Regions from separate parts of the Homo sapiens genome. Here region 2 is linked to region 1. A link is an interaction called in ENCODE POLR2A ChIA-PET data of the cell type or tissue named here. Cell type or tissue: GM12878. All regions are shown on one strand.

Region 1 (2,500 bases):
AAGGGGGTGTGGGTGTGAGGAAGGCTACCCTGACCACTGCTGTGGGAGTGGCCGTGAAACCAGAAGCTTTCTCCTCTGGGATCTTCTGGGGACACAAGTGGAGAGATGAAAGCTCCCTCTGGACTCTCTCCACACACAGGTGCTGGGTTTAACTTGCATAGCTGCACCTGCTCCAGTTCCAACTGCTGCAAATAAATTGTGTGTGTATGTGTGGCGGGGACAGGGAGGGGGTCCAAGAGCTGGTTTTCTGCCTGGAACCCACTACAATCCCTCATCAGCCCCACTCCCTATCCCAACATCAGGATCACCAAGCAGAGGATAAAATTAAGTGTCAAGAAACTAGGGGTCTAATCCTCACCCTGTGATTATTTATGGTACAATTCTGGGCCAGTCACTGAATCTGCCCCTAAACCCCAGCCTGTTTCTTCACCTATAAAAATGGGGAGGGAGTTGACCAAAAGACTTGTTTGTGCTCTAGGAAGTCCCCAAGAGCACAGGAGCCCAGAGACCTCGCAGGAGGAAGCAGCAGTATCTGTGTTCCAAATCCTGCCCAGCCCCCAGGCAGCCATGGTATCTTCTCAGCTGGCTCGAGGGCACACCTCCCAAAATGCAGAGAAGGCAGGGTGGCTAGGAATGGCTCTAGTAGAATTCTCCCCTTATCTTGTCTGGAAACAAGGGGCAAAGAGCTATCTATTTCCTCCTGCCAGCCTCCTGCCCCCAACAGGATTCCTCACATCCCAGGACCAGCTGGAAAAGGTGGTGAGAGTTGGAAAGAGACTGCTCAGTGAGGACTGCCCTGCGAACCAGCTTGGATTCATCCCGTTCACCTCCACGTTCTGCACTCGGGGCCGAGGGAAGGGAGGCAGCCCAGGCAGCTAGAGAACTTGATGAAACACACTCAATCTGAATCTCGCTTGATCGTCATGCTGACCCAGTGAGGTAAGTGATGGTATCCCCATCTCAGAGATGAGGAACCGGAAACTCAGCGAGGTTAAGTTTCACCTTCCTGAAAATCGGGCACCCCGTTTCTGTTCCCCAGAGGGAGCTCAATTCAAAGTCCCCAAAGAACAGGTCTTCTGTGAAGACCTGTTCTCCCCTCACAACCCCGTTGGAAAAAGCAGTGGGAGCGACCCAGGGCGGACCCTCTGGCCCAGGCTTGTGGGTTGGGGGGCAGAGGGGCCTAACTGGGTGGCCAGGTGGCCCGCAGAGTCTCTCCAGCAGCAGATGGCCTCCCCAGCCCTTTCCTTCAGAGCCTATTAAGCAGTCAAATGGGGGAGGGTTGGCCCCCAAGGCCAGGGACCCAGCAGCAGCAGCAGCTCACAGCACTGGAGCCGTTAAAAAGTGACTCAACCAGAAAGTGCGTTTGAAGTGACGCCCGCCAGGGCCCCAGAGCCCCAGAGCCCCAGAGCCAAACCTCAAAAAGACGAAGTGAGAGAGACAGGCCTGCGGGGGCTGGGCCGGGGGTGGAGACCCAGCCTGGAGCTGGCCTGGCCAAATAAGGGCAAATGCACTAGGGCGGGCCAATGGGGCAACAGCGGCTGGCTGCGTCATGGGGCTGCGGCTCTGGGGAGGGGGAGGTGAGAAGCCTGGGACAAAATGGGGGTGGGTGTCAGGGGTCCCGGCACCTCTTCGAGGGGTCCCAGGGTGGGTGAACACAGGAGGCATGGAAGCCCTCACCCCCAAGGAGCCTTTGTTACTAAGGTCAGTGGACCTGCAACCCCAGAGCCCCACCTGCAGGCTGGATGGGGTTCAAGGAAGAAAAAGGGAAACCTGGAGGACCCCCATGCCCCTGCCCCAGTTATGGGCCCTGGATCCCCATCTGCCATGGAGAACTGAAGGGAGGCCATAGGGACAGCAGCGTTGTGCAAGGGGAAAGGCTGAAGCACCAGTGCAGCTTCACCAGGCCACTGACTGTGGGCGAGAGATGTAATGGAAACTCAGTTTTCTCATCTGTGAAAGGGGAATAATATTGCCTCGTGGGATGGCACTGAGGGTCAAATGCAATAATAGAGGTGGCCCATTTTGAACCTGGAAATTGCCATAGGGATGTAATAGATGATTAGTGTAGAGGCACAAGGCCAAAGGCTGCTTCTTAGATTCTTGTTTCCAGGTGCTATAAACGATCCCTTTGCAAGGATATCATGTGGTTCTCAATTTTGGCCCCTGGTGTCTAGAACAAGGTAGGGGGAGGTGCCAAGGCCAGAGGGATTCCTGAATCTTAGTCCCTAAGCAAAAGCAGAAGAGACTGATGCCTGCCTGCCTCCAGCTGATTCCCCAGGGACATACCCCCCTTCATTTCTCCTGCATCTCCTCACCTTCCATGAATCCAGACCATGCCCCACCCCTCCTCCTGAGACCCCGCCCTCCATCTCCCGGCCTCTCTGGGGTGCAGGGCAGAGGAAGTGAGTCTACTCAGCTGACCAGAGAAAGTGCTGCAGCTGCCTGCACAGGGTGGGCCGACTGCTGTCTTGTTCAGTGCCTGTGATAACTCCCTTGCCTC
Region 2 (2,500 bases), 170 kb after region 1:
CTCCTCCCTCGGCCTCCCAAAGTACTAGGATTACAGGTATGTGCCACTGTGCCTGGCCTACTTGGAGTACTAAGCAACACATTTTCCCATAGCATATTGCCACATGTTAAATCTTCTTCCAGCAGCTAGAGTTTAGCCTCCTTGAAGGGAAGGGCAATGTGAATGCTCCTTCTGAATGCCCCACAGACCTGAGCACATGGTAGGCTCTAAAGTAGGTATCCTTTTAATAAACCTTGGAGTCATCCAGATTCCTCTTTCTTTCACTTCAAATCTGTCAGCAAATCTTCTCATCTCCACCTTCAAAATACACCCAGAATCTGAATGCTTCTCACCGCTTTGGCTGCTACCACCTCAGACAGGCCACCATGATCTCTCATCTGGGTAACTGCAATAGCTTCCTAACTAGTCTCCCAGTTTTTGCTTTTGCTCTTGCCCCCATTCTCTTTCATCTAGTCTCAATATAGCAGCCAGTGTGATTCTATGAAACATTAATCAGATCACATCACTCCTTTGCTCAAAATCCTCCAGTGGTTTCTCAGTTCCCTCAAAGTAAAAGCCAGTCTTCATGACAGCCAAAGTGTCTGACACCCGGCTTTGTTCTCAGGTCATATAACCCACTACCCTCACCCACACGTGCTCTACTCCAACAACACCAGCCTCCCTGCCAGTCTCCCAATATGCAGGCACACACCCACCTCAAGGCCTTTGCACTTGCCGTTCTCTGTCTCTGGCACACTCTTCCACCAAATAGCCACATGGCCACTTTCTTCAAGTCTTGACTCGACTGCCACCTTTTCGGTGCAGCTTCTCTGATCACTTTTGTTTTTTTGAGACAGGGTCTCACTCTGTCATCCAGGCTGGAGTGCAGTGGTGTAATCACAGCTCACTGCAGCCTCGACTTCTCAGGCTCAAGAGGTCCTCCTATCTCAGCCTCTTGAGTAGCTGGGACTACAGGCATGCATCACCACGCCTGGCTAATTTTTTATATTTTTAGTAGAGATGGGGTCTCGTCCTGTTGCCCAAGCTGATCTTGAACTCCTAAGCTGAAGCGATCTCCCCACGCATCACCACACCTGGCTAATTTTTTCTATTTTTAGTAGAGATGGGGTCTCGCTATGTTGCCCAGGCTGATCTTGAACTCCTAAGCTGAAGGGATCTTCCCACCTTGGCCACCCGAAGTGCTGGTATTACAGGCGTGAACCACCGTGCCCAGCCTGATTGTTTTACAATCTTCACCCTCATAGCACTCCTTATTCCCTTTCCCTGCTTTATTTTTTTCCTTTACACTTACTATCATTTCACAAATTTTACTTATTACTTACGGTTGGTATCTCCTCATTGGAATGTAAGCTCTCTGAGGCGGCAAAATTTTGTCTATTTGTTCCCTGCTGTATCCCCAGGGCTTAAAACAGGCTGGCATTGAGTAGGGTACTCAATACATGTATATCAAATGAATAAATAAATAAACCAACAATAATATGAGTGCTCTGTGCCAGATATTGTCCTCGGTGCTTTCATACACATACACATTATCTCACTTAATCCTTACGATGACTCCATGAACTAGGCATTACCCCCATTTTTTCAGGTCAAGATCCTATGGGTCAGTAAACTGACCTCCCAACCCAGAACATGGTCTTCACCTTTTCTTCCAACTGGGGAAAGTGAGGCAGGATCTTTCCTCTCTTGCACCAGAGAAACCCTGCAGCACAGAGAACTGGACAAGACTAGGGCCAGGGGACCTGAGTGAGGCTCCGTTGTTCTCACCTCACCACTTTGGAGTCCTTGCAGGAAATGTGCAACTGGAACATATCACGGCTCTCCACACTGTCAATCATCCGGAGGGGGACCTGTAGAGGAAGGGCAAACTGAAGCTCAGACTCCCCACTGGGTACCACTCCTCACCCTCACCCTAGCGTAGGCACTAATGTATCAATAGCAGGAAGGAAACCAACATTTACTGAGGGTCTGTTAAGCACCTGGTAACTGTACGGAGTCCTCTGCATATGTGATCCCAATTAATGATCCCAATAACGTTGCACAGCAGGTGCTTTCAGCCCATATTACGAGGAGAAAAATCAAGCCTCAGTTAGGTGACTTGACCAAGGTCACCCAGCTGGTGAGTGGCAACGCAGGAAAAGAGCCCAGGTTTGCCTGACTCCAAAGCCTGTGTTCTTCCAACAATGCCACTGTGCTCCTTAGAAGGGCCAGTAATAGAATAATGGAAAGAGAGAAGAGGAGAAAGGAGAATGAGCCAGAAACAGAGCTAGGAAAATGAGGCAGGAAAACATGAGGTCAGAGAGAAACAGAAGGGATCCCCAACTTTTTTTTTTTTATTTTTTTGAGAGGTAGTCTCACCCTGTCACCCAAGCTGGACAGCAGTGGCACAATCTCGGCTCACTGCAACCTCCACCTCCCAGGTTCAAGTGATTCCCGTACCTCAGCCCCCGAGTAGGTGGGATTACAGGTGCGCACCACCAAGCCCGACTAATTTTTGTAT

The links. ChIA-PET counts read pairs that join two places held together with the same protein. Peaks named below come from ENCODE experiments on the same cell type or tissue, not always from the same donor. Only the 100,000 strongest peaks of a DNase experiment are listed, where the experiment ranks them.
Region 2: POLR2A ChIA-PET joins it to region 1 with 9 read pairs; 8 of 35 experiments call an interaction of 5 or more read pairs at or near these places.

What each region holds. Positions count from the first base shown.
Region 1 is chr17:58,336,741-58,339,240 of GRCh38, forward strand. It overlaps TSPOAP1-AS1 (TSPOAP1, SUPT4H1 and RNF43 antisense RNA 1), which reads left to right. Exons shown (of 5, transcript NR_038410.1): 3 at 708-939. Among named protein-coding and RNA genes, the nearest start is that of MIR4736, 2.0 kb to the left of the region's middle. RefSeq lists enhancers at 808-877, 1,108-1,317, 1,288-1,582, 2,328-2,387 and a silencer at 1,548-1,842. In GM12878, no CTCF peak of the experiment used is centred here; DNase peaks (open chromatin) are centred at 981, 1,401 and 2,371; H3K4me3 peaks cover 2,311 bases; H3K27ac peaks cover 2,500 bases.
Region 2 is chr17:58,509,662-58,512,161 of GRCh38, forward strand. It overlaps MTMR4 (myotubularin related protein 4), which reads right to left. Exons shown (of 18, transcript NM_001378067.1): 4 at 1,768-1,850. Among named protein-coding and RNA genes, the nearest start is that of MTMR4, 3.7 kb to the right of the region's middle. In GM12878, no CTCF peak of the experiment used is centred here; no DNase peak of the experiment used is centred here.